3 separate regions of the Mus musculus genome follow, and all the other regions are linked to region 3. The links are chromatin loops, found by intact Hi-C in ENCODE. Cell type or tissue: left cerebral cortex. All regions are shown on one strand.

Evidence for each region. A loop is a pair of places that touch in the nucleus more often than their neighbours do. Peaks named below come from ENCODE experiments on the same cell type or tissue, not always from the same donor. Only the 100,000 strongest peaks of a DNase experiment are listed, where the experiment ranks them.
Region 1: it touches region 3 in a loop (3-fold over the local background); 4 of 42 quality-filtered maps call a loop at or near these places.
Region 2: it touches region 3 in a loop (3-fold over the local background); 3 of 42 quality-filtered maps call a loop at or near these places.

The regions. Positions count from the first base shown.
Region 1 is chr4:127,364,613-127,372,612 of GRCm38, forward strand. No RefSeq gene overlaps it. Among named protein-coding and RNA genes, the nearest start is that of Gjb5, 10 kb to the left of the region's middle. In left cerebral cortex, CTCF peaks have their summits at 3,920 (motif pointing right) and 6,047 (motif pointing left); a DNase peak (open chromatin) is centred at 3,965.
Region 2 is chr4:127,536,214-127,544,213 of GRCm38, forward strand. No RefSeq gene overlaps it. Among named protein-coding and RNA genes, the nearest start is that of 1700080G11Rik, 65 kb to the left of the region's middle. In left cerebral cortex, a CTCF peak has its summit at 965 (motif pointing right); DNase peaks (open chromatin) are centred at 981, 2,241, 4,566, 4,911 and 2 more places; H3K27ac peaks cover 1,144 bases.
Region 3 is chr4:127,986,136-127,994,135 of GRCm38, forward strand. It overlaps Csmd2 (CUB and Sushi multiple domains 2), which reads left to right and starts at 1,909. Exons shown (of 71, transcript NM_001281955.1): 1 at 1,909-2,136. The coding sequence starts at 1,935. It also overlaps a transcript of CK137956 not described here. In left cerebral cortex, CTCF peaks have their summits at 591, 3,648 and 6,716 (motif pointing right); DNase peaks (open chromatin) are centred at 676, 1,328, 1,776, 2,489 and 5 more places; H3K4me3 peaks cover 4,243 bases; H3K27ac peaks cover 3,068 bases.

The sequences.
Region 1 (8,000 bases), 620 kb before region 3:
AAGCCTCATGACTCCAGGACCTCTCCACAGCACCCCTCCCCCAACTCCCCGATCCCTGTGACATTGCAGGTTAAATGGCTGACCACTGAATTTGGGAGGATACCTTCAGATCCTAGCAAAGGCGTTGTCCAGTCTGAGGGTCAGACCCAAGCACAAAGTTCCCTTCTGCCCACGTGGCGTTGGGAAAAACAACCTCTCTGATGGGAAGCTTAGTGGCCTAAGGATTTGGGGTAGGGGGCATGGGAGAGCTTTTTTTTTTCTTCCTCTTCCTCCTCCTTCTTCCTTTAAGAGAATCAATGCAAAGGGCAGAGCAGGAAGTGACTGTTCAATGCCTGTTGTGTGTTGTGTGGCATGTACCTGGCCCACCGCCTCCCCGCACACACATCGGAGTGCAGATGGCTGACCCCAAGGCAAACATTTCCTCTGGGCTTCATGGTGCTCAAGAAACAGTTTAATTTAAAACTGGAGGTTCCGGGTGAGACCAGGTTTTCAGGGGAGAGGGTACTCTTGAAACACTGGAGGATCTGGCAAGGTGGGGACACTATCGAATGTGCCATCAGTAGCTTGAGGTGATGCGCAGATGTCCCCTTCTGGGACATTCCTCTTACGTTTTGTAGTCTCCGCAAGTCTGTCATGGTCTGCTACTTGCCTGGTAGTATCGTCCTTTGAGGCTGACTCCTCAAACGTTCAGTTCAGCACGTCTTCCTGGCTCTACGTCAGGGCTTTCCTCAGTCCTGTTTTATTGATAGGACTGAGCCCCATCACAGGCAGGCAGAAGAGGACATTCCCTCTTGTGACCCAGCTTGGGCTGTGGTGGGGCAGGAGGGGAAGAGGCAGTTTGGTGTTGACAGCTAGCAAGGGTCACCTTCAAGCAGGAGGAACTGGAGTGGGGAGGGGGAAGAGGGAGGGGGAGATAATAATAGGTTTGCTGGGTTTGGCCTGCCCAGGAGGGGTTCTCTTCCTGGTCATCTGCGGGATCCAGGTGCAGAACGCTAGGCAGTCATTAAGGATGCCCTGGGGACTTGGTGGCCTGGGAGCCTGCTGCTTCAGGAGGTGGGGTTTGAGAGGCAGTAGAGAGGAGGGTGGTAAGGGGGGAGGTGTATTCAGGCTTGGAGGCACAAAGGGCGTGTGGAGAGGCTAGCTAAGCAGGTTTGGAGTGCAGTTCGAGGCTCCTAGTCGGAGACAGTGGCTGGCTCAGAAGCCTGTGATAAACAAGGCATCCTAGTTTACCTATGGCCTCTGTATTTTAGGGAGGTTGGAGGGGGACCCCTGCATCCCATCTCTCTTACTTTCCAGAAATTAACGAGCCCCTCCCTTATTCAGAGGCCTTCCACAATCAGCTTCCCTAGGGAGCGGCCTGAAGTAGAAGGCAGCCAGGCAGGGAGGGCTGGAGCCTCCGAAGCCTGCTTATCACCTCCCCTTGGCTCCAAGAGGATAATTACACAGCTCCCAGAGCCCCAGGACTGGGCCAGAAGGCAATCCACACAGACAGCATCTCAAAATTAATGGGACTCCAAGGGGTTTGGGGTGGGGGTGGGGAGGGCCGAGGCTGTGAGAGGCTCAGAGAGAAATCAGATACAGGTAAAGGCTGCCTGGCAGAAGGAGCTAGAACACCATAGGCTAAAGCAGAGATGGAGGGAAAGAGCAAGTAAATTGAAGGCCAGAGAGGCTAAGTCACCTTCCTGGAGTCACACAGCAGTCAGGCTTGTACCCACATACCTCTAATGTAATGCACATGTAGTTTTGATTTACATCCATATGATTTACCTCTGAATTGCGTATAAAAAGTCACATTTCTGTGGTCTGTTGATATAAATCCAAATACATTATAGATAAATATAAATATATTAATCAGTCCGGCTCAGATTCCTTTCCTCTAACTTAAAAATAAGTAAGAACATTTTTGATTTCATGGAGGAGGAGGAGTCACGATCAGAGACCTTAGGTAACTCCCTCAAGGTCACACAGTATATTTTGGGTGGAGCTTCTCTGATAACCAGGACAAACTTCTAAAGCTTGTTTTTCCTAGGAGGCTTATCATAGATGTAGCAGGAATTCCAGTCTCCTAGACCTGGGCCCCCACCCTCTCTCTCCAGGACCCCAGGGCATCTCCTCACAGCTCCATTTTGTCCGTATCCATCCCTTCTTTCCCTGTCTTCTTTGGGTCAGGGTTAGCTTCTCCTGCAGTGGTGGCCTCTGTGGCCCCTGCTCCCAGCCTGCCTCCTGAAGAGTGGCTGCTAATGGCCCTGGAACAGAGGTCAGGACAGGCACACACTGTGACAGATAGGACTTAGGTAGCTTTGACCTTACCTCTGAATTGAGTATAAAAAGTCACATTTCTGTGGTCTGTTGATATAAATCCAAATACATTATAGATAAATATAAATATATTAATCAGTCGGGCTCAGATTCCTTTCCTCTAACTTAAAAATAAGTGAGAACATTTTCATGAGTTGTGAAGATAGGGTGGGCTCCATGTCCTGTGTCCCTTGCCTGTCTTGGGTGGATCCTGAGTAGTGTGGCCTAGAGGATTTGGCCTGAAATCTCTCTTGTGGCTTCTGAGGAATGATGGCTTGTAGTCTGCTGAGGGCGTGTGTGTGTGTGTGTGTGTGTGTGTGTGTGTGTGTGTGTGTGTGTGTGGGTGCTGGAGAGCTCCCTCCAAAGTGGCTTGCTAACATAGCACAAGGCCGGCCATCCAGTGTCTCCATGGGGCTACCAGGGTGTCTGTAGAATTGATGCTGGCTTCTTCTGAGTAAGTGAGGGGTGAGTGGGGGAGAGCTTGTGAGCAATCCCTGGGGCTGTAGGGCAGTTGACGGAGCACTTGCCTAGCATGCCGAAAGTCCTGGGTTCGAGTCCCAGCACCCCACAGATTGGGTGGTTCATGAATGTAATCCCAGAGCTTGAGAAGTACACCAGAAATTCAGGGCCGACCTTAGATACATATTGAATTTGAGGTCAGCTTGGGCCAAAGATTCTGCCTCACAAGGAGAGGGAGGGAAAGAGGACGAGAAAAGGGGGAAGAAATCCCTTTACTGTGCTGGTCTTGTCCCTTCTTGGAAGTCCACAGTCAGCATACCATCATTGTCATATGCTTTGGGTTATAAGCCCCAAACACATTTCCTCCCACAGGGACACAGACACACACAGACACAGACACACACACACACACACAGACACACACACACACAGACACACACACACACACACACACACACACACACATTTCAAATAATATATTTTATTTTAAAGCCGTCATTACCAGCACACCAGAGGTTTTTTTCCCAGCCTAGTTAATCCTGACCCCATTGTCACCTCCACCCCCATTCCCTCTGACATCACCCTCTTCATGGCTGTCTGGAACTGCCTTGTTCCTTGTCTGTCTCCCTGTGTACAAGGTCAGCTCCACAAGAGGACCTCGTCTGCCTGTGTTCACCGCCACCATAGCCTCAGGATCTAGTGTGACCCTCACACCCATGAGTCTCTCGATAAAGCCCTTGGTGGCCCAAGGGAACCAGGGTCACCCTGGCAGAGGAGGGAGTAGTTGAAGAGGCTAAGGTCATATACAACTAGTTCCAGTACCTAGGGACTTAGAAGACGGTCCTTCCAGAAGAGGAGGCTGATTGGCAAGCACGAGAGACCTGCTGAGGCCGGCTGTGCTATATTGTGAGCAGGGGCTCTGGCTCGAGGGGTTAAATGGGGGAGCCAGATTTAGGAAGAGGTCAATTTCCAGTCATGCCAGGTGACTAATGACAGTGTACTCAGGGCCCACAAGGAGTCCTGTCACGCTGTCACTGCCCACTGAGGCTGTTGCTTTTGATATCTCCCTTGATTGTCTCTTGCTGACCTGCCAGGGTGCTAGGGGATGATTCCGGGGAGATGGGCTGGGTCCCAAGTTTACCTGCCTGCCTTGCCTGGATCGGCCTCTGGGTGGCAGCAGAGCCCCAGGCTTGACCGCAGGTTGTCTCCTTGCTGTCAACGCTCCTGGCTTGCTCTGTTAGGTTACCAGCTGTCTTTCCTGCCAGCTAGGGAGTGGCCCCAGGTCAGACGTTTGGGAATTCACGGCTGTATATGCACTTTTGAATCCTTCTAGCTGGATGGTGGATAGCAGGAAGGCCTCACAGAGAGACAGGAGACACCCAGAGAGCACATGGGCGGATATGCCAGACACGGGAAAGAAGATGGCATGGCTGGTGGCAGAGGATTCGGGACACAAGACTAGCCGAGAAGCGCTGGGGTTCAAAGCCTGGAGTCCCCTCATGGTATGGCAGCAGGCAGAAAGGAATGGTCCCCAGCTTGCCAGGAAGGACGCCAGTTGGGAATCAGAACAGGGTCTGAGAGCCCCACAGCTGCAGCTCAAAATGTGCCCAATTCAACCCCAGGCTCAATCTTCAGGCTGGGAGGGCAGCCTGCACACACAGGATGGTCCCCCATGGGTGGGTTCTTCAAGGCACTGTTGCCAGACTCTAGGTGAGATACAGCACTAGAGGACTGGTTTAGACTAGCCCTGACAACAGCTCTCTGCTTTCCCTCCTCAGAGGGGACTTCACCAGCCCCATACCTGCTGCCTGCCAGCCCTAATCCCCCACTATCCCACCTGGCGTCAGGTCCTTCCAGGGGCTTCTGTGGCCTGGAACTTGATTGCCTGATCACAGGTGGTTTTGTGCCCAGAGACTGAAGTCGGTCTGGGGCTAGCAGGGCTACCTGGCTGCCTCTCAGAGCTCGGGGAGTGAGTTCATTCCTGTTTCCTGCCTCCAAGACTGCTGCAGATGGGGATTCCCACAGCCCAGCCTCAGGAAGGGCTTGAGCCTGGGCAGCGGCTGCTCCCCTCCCTCCCACGTTTATGGTCCTGGGTCCGGTGCATGGCTGCCTGCTTACTTTTTACCTGGCTAGCTTTTTCTCATCTTCATGTCTCCATTTAAATGTCACTTTCTTGGAAACAGTCTTAATGCCCCCATTACTCTTACTCAAAGTGCCCTTTGCTTTGTCTTCAGTACATTCATCACACCTGACATTGTGGTTTCCCTGTGTCTGTGTGTGCACGCTAACACCCGGCCCCACAGAACAGACCCTAAGCTCCCTGAAGGCAGGCAGTGTGTTTGTTCCGCTCATCTCTGTACTCTTAGGCTCTCTCCTCCATGTCTGGGACACAGTAGATGCTTTAAAAAATATTTGTTGGTGGAGAGAAAGAGAGACAGGATGAGTTATGGATTCCCCTGGGGACGCCTATGTGTTGGGAATTAATAAAGGCCCACTCCAAAAACTAGCATTTCTCTCGATCATCAATTTTACTTGATGGTAAGGAATTAGAAGCTCCATATTCACTTATTAATTGAATATTTTACATTACAAAAGTAATACATGTTCCTTGTCAAAATGCAATCAATAGGCATTATTTTTATATTGAAACCAACCCTGACACAACATGGCATAGAATGCAAAGTCGGCCTGACTGTTAAGGAGGAGGATGAGGCTTCAAAGACATTTTGAGCCCTAGGGGTCCAGACTGCCTGTGGCACAGGCTTCTCCTCCAGGACGGTTGTAACTTAGATTGCAGGGTCCTCTGACCCTAGGAATCTCTGATTCAGTCTTGGGTGGGGCTGAGGCCCCTGTGGGTGAAGGGTTGGAGAGGGTCTTGTCCGGTAGCTGAGCTACTGTAGAGGCTCTGACTATAAAACACAGCAGGCACTGTGGGCTGGGCAGGCAGATGTTAGTCCAGTACTTGGTATGTAAGCCTGAGGACCCGGGAGCAGATACCGAGCATCTATGTGACTACACTGGATATGGCAGTGAGCATCTCAGTGCTGGGGAAAGGGGAGGTAGGAAGGTCCTGGGTGTGTGTGTGTGGGGGTGTCGCTGGCTAACCAGTATAGCACAGTTGGCAAGCTCCAGGTCCAGTGAGAGATCCTGCCTTAAAGACCAAGGTGACAGAGACAGAGAGATAGTGGTTCAGAGCACTGGCTGCCCTAACAGAGGACAGCCCCCATTACTCACATGGTTGCTCACAACCTTCGGCAATTCCAGTTCCAGAGGATCTGATGCCCCCTGATGGCCTCTGTGGGAATTGCATGTACATGGTGCATAAAATTCCATGCAGGCAGAACACTCATACAAATAAAATAAAAACCCAATTAACAATAACAACAAAAACAAGAAGGGGAGAATGATTTAGGAAGACACACAACATTGGTCTCTGGCCTCCACATGCACACATCACACAGGTGCACTTGTATAGCATGTACCCACAGACACACACAGATACACACAGACACACACACAGACACACATAGACACACACACAGAGACACACATAGACACACACAGACACATAGACACACAGACACACACACAGATATACACAGACACAGACACACAGACACACACAGACACACACACACGGCCACTGGCAGAGGCTCAATCAGAAAGCAAATGCCACTTTTTATACGTGCAAGTTGGTTAAGTAGGCATTTGTTGCACAGTGCACACCCAGAGAGGAAGAAGAAGGCAGACCTGCACCTTCATGGATCTGGGTTCAAATCTTAGCTCTGTGGGTGCAGCCTGGAGGAGTGGAATGTTTTCATGGGGCAGTGGGATGGGGTGGTGCATGGTGCATGGTGCATGGTGCATGGTGCATGGTGCATGGTGAGGAGATTAACAGGAAGAAACTGCCCTGGTGGCAAAATAACAAAAATACCTTTGGGAGCCCGGTGAGTTTATTGTGACCAACCCCACGGTCTGGGTTCAAATCCCATCTCTGCCATTTTTTTACTTATGTGAATTCAGTCAATTCCTTATCTCCCCTGAGTCTACAAAGGGGTTTCCCAGTGGTCATGGGAAAGCTGGCAGGCATGTTGGAATCCTCTGACTTTGGGACACGATGTCATCTGCAAGGTTCATGCTTGAGAACAGTGGGACTGAGTTACAAGAGATGAAAGTCATGAAGCCAGAAGTAAGCTTACCCTTTTGTGATGGGGCCCATTCATAGCTCTCTTCAGCCACACCTACTTAAGAAGGTTGGGCAGCTCTTACGGAATGTTGAGCCTTTCACAGAATCGCCTGGACAATATTTAAAACACCCTAATAGTTGGCTTCAGCTCAGATGGAGTGAGTCAGTGCTTGGAGTTTCATGAGCACCCAGAATGCAGTGCAAGTGTCCAGGGCAGCAGAGGGAGTTCCCACCCACAGTCCAACCCCAGGCTCCAGCAGTCAGCCAGTGGCAGTGTGCTTCTAACTGGACCGCTCTGCTCTTGTCTGCTTTTTGTCCAGGGCTCACGTAGTGGAGACAAAGTGCTGGCAAAATGCACCCAGGGTCGCTGCTTTGGGACCAGTGGTCTCAGACAGGTGTGGACTCAGAAAGACAATGACACAGCGACAGATAGGCCAGGCCAGAGCCAGGGCACACCCTACCCTTCTGTCCCTGCCCTACACTGATTCAGGAGGAGACCTTAATCTGAGCTGTGTTAGAAACTCCTGGGGAGATTCCTAAAGTGTGAGCTGGGGGCAGGGTTGGAGTTACTGACAGGTGTGTGTGTGTGTACGTACATGTGTGTGTATGTGTGCACTTATGTATATGTGTATGCATGTATGTCTGTGTGTGTGAGCATTTCTAGGGCTGGAGAGTTGTCTCGGTGAGTGAAGTGCTTGCTACACAAGTGTAAGGCTTAGCTCAGATCCACAGAACTTATGTTCAGGCAAGTAAGTGGGCCATACCTGTAATGCTAGAGCTCCTCCAGGGAGATGGAGACAAAGACAAGAGGACCCTAGATTCCTGGGGTTAGGGCAGCCTAGAGAGCACAATGGGGAACAAGAAACACTGTCTCAGGGTGAAAGACAAGGGCCGACACCCAAGGTTGTCTTTAATCTTTATGGGCATACTGTGACATTTGAACACTTATATTCATGTGCATGATTTACACACACACACACACACACACACACACACACACACACACACTGGACAAAAGGAGGGGAGCCAGTGCACACCGTGTTAGTGGCTTCTGCGT
Region 2 (8,000 bases), 450 kb before region 3:
AAGCATCAATGCATTCCACATGCCTCTGTAGATTCACAATTATGGATGGAAATATATTTTAAAAATTGTGTCTGTACCAAACACAGGCCCTTCTTTAAGTGATATACTTTACCAATGAGCCCTTCAGGATTTGCATCCCGTTAGCTGTTGTAAGTAACCAAGAGACGCTGTAAAATGCTTGGAAAGATCTGTATATACTAAAGGAGAAATTTGAGTCATTTTGTGAAAGACTCTTGTATAACCATGGGTATCGATGTCTGTGGAAGGAAACCTAGAACCAAGCCCTGGTAGGTACAGGGGACAACTGTAGGTTATACTTTAAGGATCACACAGAAGGGTTTGCTAGTTTCCTTTTTTGTTGTTGCCATGACAAAATACTTGACAGAAACAAAGTAAAGGGAAGAGGGTTTATTTGGTCTGATGATCACAAAAGGGGCTTGTTTGTGGTTACTGGGACCCTCGTGCTTGGGCAGAACGTCATGGGGGCAGATGGTGGTGGCAGGAGTCTCACATGGCCAGCCTAAAAGAAGAGAGATGCTGGTGGTAGGTTTGCTGTGCATTTTAACCTTTTAATTCCATTGAGCCCCTAGGCCATGGGATGATGACCCACATATTCAGGATAAGTCTTTCTTGCTCATTCAGTTAATCCTCTCTACAAACATCCTCACAAGAGGCACCCCTCACCACAAGCTCTGATTTAGATGATCCTATACCCCTTCAGGTTGACAATGAAGACGTACTGTGACAGTTTCCATCAGAAACATTCCACCACCAGTGCAGTTCAAAAAAAAAAAAAAAGAAAAACAACAACAACAACAACAACAACAACAACAAAAAAAACCAAAAACGTCTGTAGAGCCTGCATGGAGGGGCATGGCAGTGTGCCAATAAAACTTTATTTACAAATAAAAGTTTGTCCACTCTGTTGTAAAACAACTTCAACTCTTCCTGCCACCGACAGATGGCGCCAGCAGCTCCTCTTGGCTGTCATTTGCTTTGTTAGAGCATGTTTGCAGTGTTTGTGCTCAGATAGAAGGTGTTTTCCAAATGTTATCATTATGACCAATAAGTGCAGAGGCAGCTAGCATGTTGGAAATGCTACTTCGAAGAGACATATGGTTACGATGGAAACCAAAGTGGAATAATAATTGCAGAAATTGGAAGCAGTGAGAAAATGGATGTTGTAAGTGAAAATGGGGTAATTTTTTTTCCAGACAGTGGCATGATTGTAAAGGAGTAAATCAAACAACATGAAAAAAAATATGCTTGCCCATGCCATCAACAGTAATCAGCCAAATAAGATGAGGTAGAAATGGTGAAAATCAAAAGAACAGAAAAATCGAGTGCGGGGCTAGAGAGGAGCGGAGCAAGAGGAGCTCCTCAGCTTCGTGTGAGTTCAGGACAGGACAGGAGCCGCCATGATGACAGGAAGACGTTGGAGAAAGGGTCCCAGCTGATGCAAGCCATGCATGGCTCGTGAGGCTCGGAGCCCCTCAGCCTACACAAGGTCGGTGCAATGATGGTGCTATGACGGCTGCCAAGGGCTTCTCCAGAAAAGACCTTGAAGGAGGGAGTTACCTGCTCTGATAGATTTTTAAAGTAGGAGGACCAGGGCTCTCTCAGAAGAGCACACACCAGAACCAAATGGATTCTGGGAAGCACCGAGCCGTTCTGCTGTTTGATGGAAATGGACCTGGGGATTACAAGTTAGCCCTTGCCAGGTTTATTATGCTGGCAGATAAATGAATAGCAGACTTATGAATGGCTCTTGGGACCTGAAATTGTTGTGAACAATTTCACATGCATAAGCATACAGACACAGATATATGCAGATACACATACACAAATATCTGACAGAAAAGGTGTGTGTGTGTGTGTGTGTGTGTGTGTGTGTGAGAGAGAGAGAGAGAGAGAGAGACAGACAGACAGACAGACAGACAGACAGAGACAGAGAGACAGACAGACAGACAGACAGAGACAGAGACAGAGACAGAGAGAGAGAGACAGACAGACAGACAGAGACAGAGAGAGAGAGACACAGAGAGATATGCAGGCAGAGAAACAGATAAGGGCTAAAATCTGTTGCTTGCTGAGCACAGTCTCCAGATTTCAGGGTGGGAGAAACCCTCTGCTCAGCTCTTCCCCCTCACTCAGGATCAGGAAATCGGAGTTTGAGGAGGAAGGTTGCCGAGGAATTGGGTTAACTCCGGCGGTGCTCAGGGGACCTGGAAACAGGAGGCAGACCAGGTTGGAGTCTGAAGGTGGTGGATCTTACAAGTCTATGAGCCTGAATGCTACTGTTGGAAGCTTCCAGCTTCCTCTGTATAAAGGAGGATACACGCTTTCTTGGGAGCAAATGGGAGCTGCTTCCATCCTGGGGAACAGAGAAGACTGGGAGGAAATAGATGCACAGACTAAAGAGGAGAAAAATCAAGGTGCTGCAATGACCTGGCAGATTCCAAGCTGAGATGGTAAAGATGAAGGATCAGGAAATGCTGGTCACAGGGGACTTGAGTTCCCACGAGCAGGGGATTAGTCCTGAGGCTTCTCATACAGAATTGGCAAGGATGCAATGATGAGATTTTTCATGTTTCAAAATCCATCACACACAAAAAAAATAATGTTTGTGATGAAGTGGACATATCAACTAGCCCAGTTTGATTCTTTTATACATGCATATCAATGCATCCCATTGGGGGCTGGGCAGTTGTAGAGTGTTGTGCCCGGCACGTTCAAAGCCTTGGGTTTAATCCACAGCACTGTGTGAATTACCACATGGTGGCACATGCCTGTAATCCCAGCACTCCAACTGTGGAAACCAGAGGATTACAAATTCAAGGCCTCCTTGACTATACGTGGGTTTAGGCCAGCTTAGGATATACAAGAGGCTGTTTTTAAAGGAAAAAAAAAAACCCCTCTGTATCCTATAAATATGCATAATTGTTGCTTCGAAATCTTAAGTCAGTTGAGAAAATAAGTTCATGAAAGACAAGTTTCAAGGCATGTCTGTGTGAAAGCGGGCAAGAGAGGGTATAAGACAGTTCTCCCCGGAGGAGCAGGGGCTGGGCTGGTGGCAAAGCTTTCTTTGTGGGCCAGCTTTGGGAAGCGGTGTTGACTTGGGAATAGAGCCGTCTACTTGTGTTATCTCAGGATCTCCTGGCTGTAGTTAGGATTCTTCGGGTGGCAAGTTGTAGAAACCAATTTGAAGTATCTTAAGGAGAAAATATATTTGATTTATTGAAAATATATTCGGGTGTCTCCTAGAATTTAAAGAAGTCGTTGAATAGCCTCGGAGGGAGAAACTTAGCGGTGACAGCTCGGAGATGCATTCACCAGTAGGGCGAAACTTCTCTGGCTTTAGACAGTGTGGGAATCAGAGGGGATAAAGCTGGAGATGGGGCTGCTCAGGACCCAACCTCTACCAAGATCTGAATTCCTAACGCTTTGCCCTGGGGATGTCATGGCTGCTGTTGTTGCTTGACCCCCAAAGAGCTGCTGTTAGCGAGACTCATTCTCAACTCCAAGCCTTGTTCCCTGGTTCACATGGATTGGTTTACATGTGCTTGTGAGATGGAGTCGCATTCTTCAAATGTGGCTGCCCAAGAGCTACCCCAGTGCACCCTGGCAGCAGGTCGGAGATAAGGAAGGCTTGGTGCACGATTCCACTTTGCTCATGCAGGAATCAGGGAGTCTGAGTCTGGATTTGAGTTAATTCTGTGGCCTTTGTCTCTGAGTTAGCACTCTGCCCCTTGATTCTCTCCCTGCTGAGTAAAACTGACCTTCAAGCGAGACATCTTGCTTTCCGTTTCCTTACAAGTACGTACCACACTTTCATTTTAAGCATTTTATTGAAATAGCACTTGGTAAGGCACTTATCATGCAAGCATGAGTATCGGAGTTCAAAACCAGGAAGTGTCACTGCGTGCTTGTAACCCCAGATCTGGGGAGGTAGAGACAGTCAGATCCCAGGGACTCGATGGCTAGCCAGCCCAGACTAAGTTTAAGAAGGCTGGTGAGAAATTGAACTAAAGAGTCACATCTGAGAAACAATACCTGAAGTTGACCTTTGGCTCCCACATGCACACATGCATGAACACACACACACACACACACACACACACACACACACACATACACCACACACACACACACACACACACACACACACACACACACACACACACACCTATTTGAGCTTACCCACCCAGTCTTACTAGACAAGAATTTATCCCTAATTCTTACTAAGAAACATGAGGGAGAATAGTGTAATTGTGTGAGAAGTCACACACTTTTGGGACCCTCCATCCCTCCGTCCCTCCATCCCTCTTTCCCTCCTGCCCTTCCTACCTCCTTCCTGTCTTTTTGATGGGGTTTCACTATGTAGTCCAAACTGACTTTGAGCTTAAGATTGTTCTGCCTCAGCCTTCTAAATCAGGACCACAGCTGTTCTCTACAAGGTGGCCAGGCGCTTGGGATCTAAGTCCATTCTGTGGTAGGAGGCAGCTAGTGACTCCTACTTCCGTTGAGTTGCTACTGGAGGCTGGGCAGCTGGTTATGCTTTTTCCCCACCCTGCCGGGAAAGCTCTTCTCTCTAGCACCAGGCTTGAGTTGGACCCAATGTGGGAGCAGAGATGCCTTCTCCCAGCGGCTCATTCTTTCCAGGGACAGGCAAAGGCAATCCCGCTGTAGAGCCCCTCAGGGAACACCATTCTGGGGAAGGTGGATGGAGAGAACTAGGTCCCCACCCCTACTCATACCATCTTTACTTTTTGGTGCTAAAAGGCTTGCTTGCTTGCTTCCTTTTCCCCTTCTTTTCTTTTTTAAAATTATGTGCACATGTGTATGCATGTGAATACAGGTGCCTGTGGGAGGCGTAGGCACCCAGTGCCCTGGAGCTGGAGTTACAGGCAGCTATGAGCCGTCCGACATGGGTACTGGGAGCCAACTTGGGTTCTCTGAAAGGACAGTGCATGCTTTTAACCATGGAGTCATCTTCCAGGCCCTGCAAGCTTTCCTATAAAGATGAAAGTCCTCTTCCTTGGGCAGAACTCTCTGTATTTATAGGCAGTAGAGCAAGGCTGCTGGTGTGGGCTGCTGGGGAGGTGCCACAGACAGAGAAAGAGAAGAAGGCCGGCTTGGCCGTGGTTCGATACGCCACTATTTTCTGCCAAAGAAATAGATCCTTAAAGTAGTTAGGGCACAAGAGCTGTGGTGTGAAGAGACCAGCCTGTGCAGACAGGACGAAAGGCAGCAGAGTCATGGGTGCAGGGCAGGAAAAAGGTTCTTGACTCCTCTGCTCACACATGCCTCCATGGTTCCTAGTGTTTGCTTGACTCCTCTATTCACACGTGCCTCTGTGGTTCCTAGCGTTCGCTTGAACCACAGTGATGGGCAAGGGGGAGCTCACTACCTGTCAATCAGCTCCGTCTTTCCTCCTACGGCTGCTGGTTTGGAATCTCCTCCTACTCCAGACTGCCAATCATGAGGTCCTCAGGCCTCTGTGATGGGACTGTTGCCCTGGCCAAACCATCGAAAGCATAAGTCTTAAGCGCAGACTTGAGAGGAGCTTTGTGAGTGTCTTTCCCCACAGTGCAGCAATCTAACAATACCGCCATGTCTCCGAGGCAGTGGGCTGGATTGCATTAACCTGTCCATCCTTGCATCTCCTCTCTTACCTTGGATACCAGCATGAACAGGCTCTGGTATTCATTTTGGCCATAAAGTCTGTTTTCTAGGGAGACCAGGGTGCCTTCCTTTTTAAAAAATAGTGAGTATGTTGTCAGTGTCTGGCCTTGTGCTGGGAATGAAAACTTGTAGCGTTTCTGTGTGACTGTGATCTATTTGGATCAACTGGTCATGGGGAGAGCCATCCTTGAGGTTGCCAGGATCTGCAGAGAAGGAAGAAGTAGGTGTTCTTTGGGGTAGGATATGGTGAGCAATGGAACCAGCCGCTAACAAGGCACATTTCAAAAGGAGTTGACTGCCAGGAGTCAGTCTCTAACCTGTGTTTTAAGGCCAAGCTCTTGGAGTGTATGTGTGTGTGTGTGTGCATATGTGTGTTTGTGTGTATGTTTGAGTGTATGCATGCTCATTTGTGTGTATGTGTGGATATATGTGTATATATATATATATGTATATATATGATATAAATGTGTATGTGATATGTGTATATGTGTGTGTGTGCATATATATGTATATATGCATGTATTGTGTGTATCTATGCTTATGTGTATATATATATGTGTGTATATATGTGTATGTGTATATATGGTATGTATATTGTGTGAGAGCGTATATGTGCATGCAATATGTGTATATATGTGTATGTATATATGCATGTATTGTATGTATCTATGCTTGCTTATGTGTATATATATGTGTGTGTGTATATGTATGTATGTGTATATGTGGTATGTATATGTGTGTGAGAGCGTATATGTGCATGCAATATGTGTATATATGTGTATATTTGTATGTACATGTGTGTATGTGGTGTGTGTGTGATTTGCTCATGAAGCATTTGCCCGTGTCCTCCTGCTCAGCTGGGGGAAAGTTTCCTGGAACCTACTTACCTGAGACAGTCAGTCGGTGCCACGGCAGGAACAAACAGTCTTCTGAGTCTTGGCTTCCAGCCAGGGATACCTTCCAGATGTTGTCATGGTGATGCTGGAGTCAGGAGATGCTCACCAAAAGAAATAAATCCCTTCTTCCTCTCTCCTAAAGCAGCATGTGCAACCTCTCCCACTGTAGGCGAAGGTGGAGGAGTGTCTCTATCATCACAGATGGCTGGACGTGAGCCACTTTCCAGCCAGACTTCTGGGACTCTCTGGGAGCTCAGTGCCCAGAGAGCACCACTCATCTGGGTCAGAAATCTGGGATCACAGGGTTGACAGAGTCTGTCCCAAACTGAGATGATAAAATGCTAAGTGTAGAGTCAAATGTACTTTGATAAAAGAGCATTGTGGGAACTTGTAGATCAGGTTGTCTATTCTAAGCTAGTGAGAGCTGGCTCAGTTGACCGAAAGCCCTAATGATGGCATTAGCGTGTACAGAAGACACTCAAGAGGAACATGCAGCCACATGGACCTGGGTGTGCTGAAGTTGCCCAGAGGCACACCCACTACCACATGGTGAAGGATGTAAGATAGACAGGGATGTAGTCAGTGCAGGTTGGCAGGCAAGCTGTGCCACCAGACTGTGCAACGGTGTGGGAGGAGAAATGGGAGGGAAAGAGAAGTGTCACAGTTTGGACACTATAAAGAGAAGAGGAACTAGAAATGCAAGGATGGTGAGGAGTAGCCTAATGGGAGTAGCCTGCCACAAGCCATGTTGTTGTCCTAGGGCTGCACAGAGCTGGCTCTGTCCTTTCTTTGCCTGTGCAGTGTGAGAGAGCTGGCACGGAGAATGTGAGATCAAGTGAGCTGGTTCCACCCCTCACCAGCTGAGCAGTGGCATAGGCTCAGAAGAGATGCCATTCCAGAGCGGGAAAGCTGGCCCCATCCACACCTCACCCAGGCAGCGCAGTAGAGCTGGTGGTGTGGGCAACAGAGAGCTAACCCTGATGTGTGAAGAGTGGGACAGCTGGCCCTGCCCCTAGCTGGACCAGTTCTGGAGTACAGCCTGAGCATGGGAGAGCTGGCCCGCTGAACAACTCAGCTACCACCCAGGCCCAGATCCAAGGCTTTGAGTTGGTCCACCCTAACATCTACCCCATCTATGAACTGCTGGCAGGATCTCCACGACACAGGGCAATGACGGGATATTTGAGAGGAGTCCCAGTATTGACAGAGTAGCAGAAGCCAGAGGCCTCCAGGCAGACCAGTGACTCATTGCAATGAACGTTTATTTGCAAGTAGAGCTGTGTGACAAAAGGGTTACAGCCCACGCCACACAGCGGCTTCTACAGCAAGATTTCTATTTTCAAATTAATTAGTTAATTAACTTTTGTTTTTATTTTTTTGTCTTCCTTTTTGGAGGTAGGGGAGAGTTGCAAGGGCGGA
Region 3 (8,000 bases):
GATGGGGGTGGGGAATGGGACCCGCGATTCACAGGATTCTCCATACCCACTCCGGGGGCCACCAGGCGCCTTCCCCAGCTGTGGGATGAGCTCATGCAGGGAAACCGGAACCGCCAGGGTTGGGGTTGGGGCAGAAAGAGAAAGACTCGTACCAAGCGCTCTGAGAAAGTGTGGCTCTGTGGAGCAAGTTTTTGGTGGGAATAAGAAGTAGCGTCCACTCCTCCTCCATATCCCCCTCCACTCCAATCCCAGACAGAACCCCGAAGCCCTATTGTACGCCTTTCCTGAGAAATTCACAGGCTCGCCGCCGACAGCTGGTCAACTTGGGTTGCAGAAACCCCCTAACCCAAGTTGCCAACCCTGAAGTCCCTCTCTTAACCCTTCCCAGGAAATGTCCCGGCCTCGCCGCCCGCCATCAGGGTTCCCGGGCTCCTGAGCCTCCAGGATGACAGAACGCCAGCTTGGCCAAATCACTTGATTGCCAGACTGCCTAAACGCAAGATCTGCCTCTCTGGGTGACTCTGGCAGAGGGGGGTGGGGTGGGATGTACATCGGCAGGTGCTTTTACGCTGCGCTCGCCAGGCGGAGCCTTCTCCCCCTGCCATGTTGCTCGCGGTCCTCTCCGGCCTCCCTCATCTCCCTAGGCGTCTCTTCGCCCTAGGCAAGAGTTTGGCGTAGGCAACGAAGGGGCCCTCGTGACTGGCAGAGCAGCCTAGGGTAGACCAGCCTGAGACCGCTGCTGAGGCGGAGGGGGGTTGGTGTGTGTGTGTGTGTGTGTGGGGGGGAACTACGCTGCGCCCTTGTGGGTCTGAAGGCAGCCGCTACCAGCCTGTAGAAGATAAGGGTTCACTTCCTTGGGAGAAACTCATCTGGTTTGGGGCCCTGGTTGGGTGGGTATGGGGGACAAGCAGAGTCCAGTCACTTAAATTAGAGGGTAAATTGTTCAAGGGACTCGTACACAACACTTCCATCAATCCCATACCCGCTCCCGCCCCCAATCTCAGTATACATCCCTGCGGTTTTGTCTTAGACTAGGGGTAGGACTGCCCTGGACTGAATGAAGGGACCATTCACCACCCCCACCCCTCCTGTTTCACTCACCCTTCAATTCTTAACCCTGTCTTCTTCTGTGTCCACGAACCCATCTCCTGGGGTGGGCTACAGCTAGCTGAGCTCCAGAGTGTCCTCCCCAGACCCAAGACTACAAGTTCAAAGCCAGTACCCAAGATTTTCTCGCAAGACCCACGACTCCGGGGAACTGCAATCTTCTTTGGTTACCTCTCCCCAGACAGTATTCCCATTTCCAAACGTGGAGGAGGCGTGTGTGTGTGTGCCTGAGTATGCAAGAGTGTGTGTTTCTGTGCGTGAGTGCGTGTGTGTGTGTGTGTGTGTGTGTGTGTGTGTGTGTACACGGGAGGGGATGTACTGATGGTGATCTTTTACATGAAAACCGGAGGACTGAACTTAAAAGAAACTGGTCAATTGTAGAACAAATAGGAATAAACAACCCTTTAGATGTAATTTGTGGTTTATTAGGGGGTGCAGGTGGCGCTGAAGAACACCCCCCCATCCAGTTTTTTTTTTTTCCTTAACTGCGCCTCCACCCCCAGCATTTGGAGCGGCGGAGAAGCGGCTCCGGAGTGATTAATCCGGGGATAATTCACCCCCCCCCCGCCCCCCGGCGCGAACCCCGCGAAGCGGGATTGGAGCGAGTCATTTCCGAGAGCGCAGCGCGCCTCTCCCCGGCCGGGCGGACACTTGGTTCATTCCAGCCGCAGAAGCTCAGGGCTCCCGCGTACCGGGATTTTTTTCCCCCCCTCCCGGAGCAGGAAGAAAAAAAAAAAAAAAAAAAAAAAAAAAAGCTACAGAGCTCTCCTGACCTCCTTTCTCCTCGGCGGCGGGCGAAGCCTCTCCCTCGGGCTGCTGGCCGCGCTATGCCGCGCTCGCGGGGACCGGAGCAAGGATGTTGCGGCTGCCCGGCAGTGAGGGCTCGCGGCGAAATCGGGATTTGGGCGCTTGTGCCGGGTACCGGGAGTCGCTGGGGCCGCCCGCCGCCACCACCACCGCCGCCACCACCGCCGCCACCGCTGCTGCTGCTGCTGGGCTGGGGGCTGCTCAGTGCCTCGGCTGCCGCGGGTGAGTCTGACCGCGCCGCCCGCCCCACCCGAGCCCACCCAACCTCGACGCGGTCCCAGTCCCTTCCCCCACCTCGGCTTGGCTTCCTTCTTCCGATTACCCACCCTGCTGCTCATCCTCCTCTCTGTCTGCCCAGATCACCTACTCCATCTTCGACCACATCCTCACCTCTACCCTCATGGATGTCCCCAACCCCAGCTACAACTTAGCCGGATCCGGCCGGTATGGGGGGCCTGGGAGACAGACATCCCCCTCCATGGGTTGCGGGCCACCTGGACTGTGGCTTCAGTTTCTCCTGTCTCCCAGCCCCCCAAGATGCCAAGCTTTTCCGGGATAAACTTTCCCAGAGCCATACTCCCCCATCTCTCCCCATTCCGCCTGGCACACCCGTCCTGGGGGTTGGAGAGTCTCGGCGCGCCCCCTCCGCGTCTGGAGGGTCTGTCTTTCCCTGCCCCCGCCCATTTTCTCCGACCAAAGCCTTTGCCCCCGCCCAAACAGCCCTGAGACTGCGGTCACCACCCACCTCCTCAGACGCCCTCCGCCCGCCCCCTCGGTGCTTGGGCTGGGGGCGGGATGCAGGTGGGCGCGCGCCCAGGTCGGGGGTCCGTGCAATCTTTCTTGAAGGGCTCATGTGAAGATCTGAAGGGGGGTTGAACCACTGGAGGTGGAGGAGGAGGTCGTGCCGGGTGGGGAGGGAGGAGGGGGAATGTCACTGCCAGGGTCCGTGCCGACACATCCCCTCTACTGGCTCCTACTCCGCGCCAAAGTGCCCTTTCCCGCGCCCTGCTGCAGCCAAACGCCTGGGCTGCGGCATCCGTGGCTCGGGTGGCAGACTCGATCTCCTTAAGCCAGCCCGGACAGACCTGAAGGGTGTGGAGAGTCGCGGGACTTTAGGATGGATGTGTGGTTGCAGCTTACAGTTCCTGGGAGAGAGGCATGTGGACCCTTTAGTGAGCCCAGTTGCTCTAAAGGTTGTTGGTTTCAACTGGTCTTCTACTTTACCCACGGCACCTTCAGATGCTTAGCCACAACCTAGAAAGTTCCGTGTGCCCGTGGGGGGACCGGTCCAAACGGGGATGCCTGGAGCTGCGTTTTCACTTTACTGGATGCTGACACCCGCTGGGGAAGAACACCCGAAGCACCTGATGCCTGGGCCTGGAGCCGGGACACCCCGCCCCACAGTAGTGGTTTTGTTGTTGTTGCTTGTTTGCTTGGTGTTTTAAAACCACAGGTTGAGCCTCTCAAGCCTTGTCCTGGGCCATCCCCAAGCCCTGGCGCTTCTTGGAAAGTGTGCCCCCTCCCGTGGTTGGCCAGTGTGTGGTAAAAACTCTCATGCCCTCTCTGGCTTTCAGCATCTTGTGAAATGTCCCATCAGACGTTGTCATTCACCATATAACCATTCAGTGTTGGGGTTTCCTGTCAGGGAGGGCTCCCCAAGACAGTCTTGTCTGTTTATCCCTACTTGACCGGACTTTCTCAGGTAATCCTAAGAAGTCATAGCCACTGACACCCAGAGAGGGGCGCCCGCGGTGCGCGTGCCTCTCTCAGCTTAGGCCTCTCCGCACACCCACACCCACCGGGAGGCCGCTCACACCAAATGCTTCTGGTCACCAAGACTTATCACATGAGCTGTGGGGTCCGTTGTTACTTGCTGTGGGGCCCATTGGATGTTTGTCCAGGCAAAGGCCCCCTTTGCCTTGGCCAATTGGAACTTGTTTGGGATTGCTAGATTTGTTTTCCTTGCTAGGTTTGCCCCTGCCCCTTTGAGTATGCCATGCCCCTGGGGAGAGAAAAAGGCCAACTCACCCGGGCCTGCACAGTATTCTGCAGTGCTGGAAGGCTGCCTTTTTGAGATCCATTTGTCGTTGTCTCTTGGGTAGGTACCTAAGTTGGAGTGTATGTGTGTCTAAAGGAGGGGCAGTTGCTCTCTGGTGGGCCCAGACCTGGCTCCCAGAGCGCTCACTTCTTTTGGAAGCTTTCCTGTGCATTTCCACCAACTATCCGGCCTTGTAGGCAGCAGACATTTGGAAATGGAGTTAGTGAAGGGAGGTGGGCAGGAAGTGGTGTGAGAGGTATGGGAGAGGCATTCTTTTTGTGATCTCTGCATACTGTTGACCATGAAATGTGCTTTGGGGCATTTAGTACTTCCCTGGGCTGGAGAGATGGACTGTGAGGATTTGTGTGTATGTACGTGTGTGTGTGTGAGTGTGTGTGTGTGTGTGTGTGTGTGTGTGTGTGTTTTCCTTGTCCATGCCTGTTTCCTTCCTCTCCATCCTTCCTGGCCTGCCTCCCATCACACTCCTTCCTCCACCGCTGTAGGACCCCAGCCTCCCTAGAGACCTCTCTTCAATTACCTGCCCCCCCACCCCCACTTTCCCTCAGTCATCCTCTCTCCTTGAAACCTGCTTCCCCTCGGCCTGCAAACACCTGTATCTTTCACATAAAACACACCAAGAAGATGTCTTGCTTGGCCTTCCTGAGCCCATTCAACCACTGTCTGCCCAAACTCTCTTCAAAGGCGGGTATTTCATCCATTTTCCCTGCTCCTAGCCATTCCCTGTAGCTTGGCATTGAAACGTACCTATCACCCGATCACCTCACTGCTGACCCCCCTGTACTTCCCCTGCCTGTGCCTATGGTCCCGGCCCTTTGAACCACTCCATTGCAGTCCGTTAGGATTCCGGGTTTCACCACCTCTCCCTCTCTAATACGAACACTCAGCTTCCTCCTTGAAGTATGGTGCCCAGGAACAATCAATCAGCCGGTCCTCACTCTCCTGGTGAGCTCAGCCTGCTTAGTCCTCTAATACTGTTCACATGCTTCCAGACAGGTCTGTCCTGCCAAATGTGGTGTCTGCTGCCTTCCTAGTGTGTAGATAAGCTCAGTCTACGCAGCCTGCGCAGGCACCTGCCCTCAAGGCACCTTCTCAAGGCCGGAGCACTCATGTCTTTCCTCCAGAGATGCCCAGGTACCCAGCCTTAGGTGGGCCCTCCTTTCCTTCCATGTTGTTGGCCACTGAGACCTGAAATTAGACACCCTCCTTTCTTCTCCAGAACTGCTGCTTTTCTTTGGAATGAGAGCCTAGGAAGAGAAAGAGAGAGAGAGAGAGAGAGAGAGAGAGAGAGAGAGAGAGAGAGAGAGAGAGAGAGAGAGAGAAGGCTGGGATGTCTTCTCGCTTTTTAAAAATTAGGTATTTTCTTCATTTACATTTCCAGTGCTATCCCAAAAGTCCCCCATAACTCCCCCCCCCCACTCCCCTACTCACCCACTCCTACTTCTTGGCCCTGGTGTTCCCCTGTACTGAGGCATATAAAGTTTGCACGACCAATGGGCCTCTCTTTCCACTGATGGCCGACTAGGCCATCTTCTGATACATATGCAGCTAGAGACACGAGCTCCGGGGTACTGGTTAGTTCATATTGTTGTTCCACCTATAGGGTTGCAGATCCCTTTAGCTCCTTGGGTACTTTCTCTAGCTCCTCCATTGGGCGCCCTGTGATACATCCAATAGCTGACTGTGAACATCCACTTCTGTGTTTGCTAGGCCCCGGCATAGTCTCACAAGAGACAGCTATATCAGGGTCCTTTCACCAAAATCTTGCTAGTGTATGCAATGGTGTCAGCGTTTTGAGGCTGATTATGGGATGGATCTCCGGATATGGCAGTCTCTAGATGGTCCATCCTTTCGTCTCAGCTTCAAACTTTGTCTCTGTAACTCCCCTCGTTCTTTAGAAGTGCTTTCAACTAGGACAGATATTAAACTCTATATTAAGGAGTTCTGATTTTTTTTCTCCCATCTCCTCACCTTTATGGTTTAAAAACTAAATTTTAGCCAACGTCTTTTGCATTGCTTGTCACTTAAGGGCTAACTTTTAGTCTGTCTCTTGCATCAGAAGGACCCACTGTTCTGTCATGGTACCCAGTTAATGTAAAAGTGTTGGTCTCAACTACAAAACTGAGCACCAAGGAACAGTGCTTTAATTCTCTTAGTAGCCCCAGCACCCAGCTCTGCCAGGCCTGCTCAGCATAGAGCTGCTGTTTGACGGACAGCTCTTCCACCAGCAGATGGTTTTCGAAATTCTCTTCCGTGGACTGTTTTCCAGGGATTGTTGATGCAAGACCGAGTTTCAGGGATGAGGGAAGCCAGCTGTATGTAGAGGTAACACAGTGACAGACCCTGACTTCCCAGGTGTGTTTCCTTACAACTAAATGTCACAGGTTGGTGAGCTAGTGTTCTAGGTTCTAGAAGCATAGCCACAAGTCCTCAAACCCCACCCCCTGTCCCCAGCTCCCCACAGGGGAATGCCCAAGGAAAGGCGGTTAACTGCTCAGTCATCAAGGTGTGTTTGGGCTTGAAGTCTCATTTACAGTTGATGTGTCTGACTGTGTGTGTGTGTGTGTGTGTGTGTGTGTGTGTGTGTGTGTTAATAAATAGGCTGACTATAGCTTAGTAGGCAGTTCTGTAGCTAGGGTTGGTGACTGTATGACTGTTCAAGGGGAAGCTAGAATTAAAGAACTGGAAAGCTTAGTGTGCAGGGTCTTAGACACTGATGGGTTCTGTTGGTTCAGAGGAAGCCAGCAGGTGGCTTTGACAGCAGCGGCTCCTGTGCCTGGCTTACCCACTTCATCGTCACCGTCATGGTCATGAGAGCAGGCTTCAGGGAATCCAATTGCTCAGCAGAATACATGCTCCTGTTAGAGATCTGGCTGATCTTCAGAGCTCTCTGAGGCACAGGGATCCCCAAACTCCAAAGAAACAGTCATTCCCATGATAGGGATAAGATTCCAAAAGAGAAAGAAAGCTGACCAGGGCTACACTTGCCTTGGGAAGATACAGCTTAAAAGGGGAAGACGGATCTGAGCAGCAACACGGAGGACAAAGGAGGCAGGCGGGGAGGCTGCGTGCTTTTAGCATGCATCCTTCGAGCTAGGGTTTTCAGAAACTTGTCTGGGCAGCCAGGGGAGTGACAGCTTTAGCTAAGGTTCACCGAGAGCTCACTGGTAAAGTCTCCAGCTCTAATGGATTAAGTCAGTTTCTACAGCAGTGTCCCAGGCAGGATTTGGACCCAGGTCTACCTGACTCAGGATCCCTTATACATTCCTACAGATGTCATTCATCTCCGGGGACACACGCGGTATCAGCCACTTGGAATCCTCCTGCCGTGGACCCTGAGCTTCTAGTCATCATAAAAGCCATACTTCCTCCATCTTCAGTGCAGATGTCTGGGATGAGTGCAAAGTCACTTTGTTCTTAAGGCCGGCCAACAGCTATCTAGGTAGAACTCGGCTGCTGGGGCTTAGGCTTGCCCACATAGTGTGAGAGTAAAACCTTTTTCACCTTCTTCCCCAAGACCCTATGAGCTTCAGTTTCTTGCCTGAACTTTGAAGTTTCTGGGGGCGACAAAGCCCTCATTTATACTTTCTCCCACATGGCGTAGGCCCTAAAATAGTATGGGGTTTCCCAATCCAACTTCAATGGCTCATTCTTCAGGGAGAGTCCTGGGTGGCCACCCCCAGGAGCCGTAATCAGAGAAGTGCTTCTGGTACAAGCCGGGTGCATCAAGGCTACTCACATCAAGTCCAATGCTCAGAAAGCCATTGTGTCAGGTCTTGAGCCATCGTCATCCGATGCCTGGGTAGAGCAGGAGCTCGTGACTCCTGGCTCTCCTTTTTGGGGAGAGTTTTCCCACTGAAAACTCCATTGCACTTTCCACTTCGCTGTTGCTGTATCCTTAGCAAATTTGAAACTGAACCTGATCTTTAAGAGGCCGTCAACTCTCTTCTAGAAATCACCATGAGGAGTGTGTGTGTGCATGTGCGTGTGCGTGTGCGTGTGTGTTACTTAAAATAACATAGCTACATGA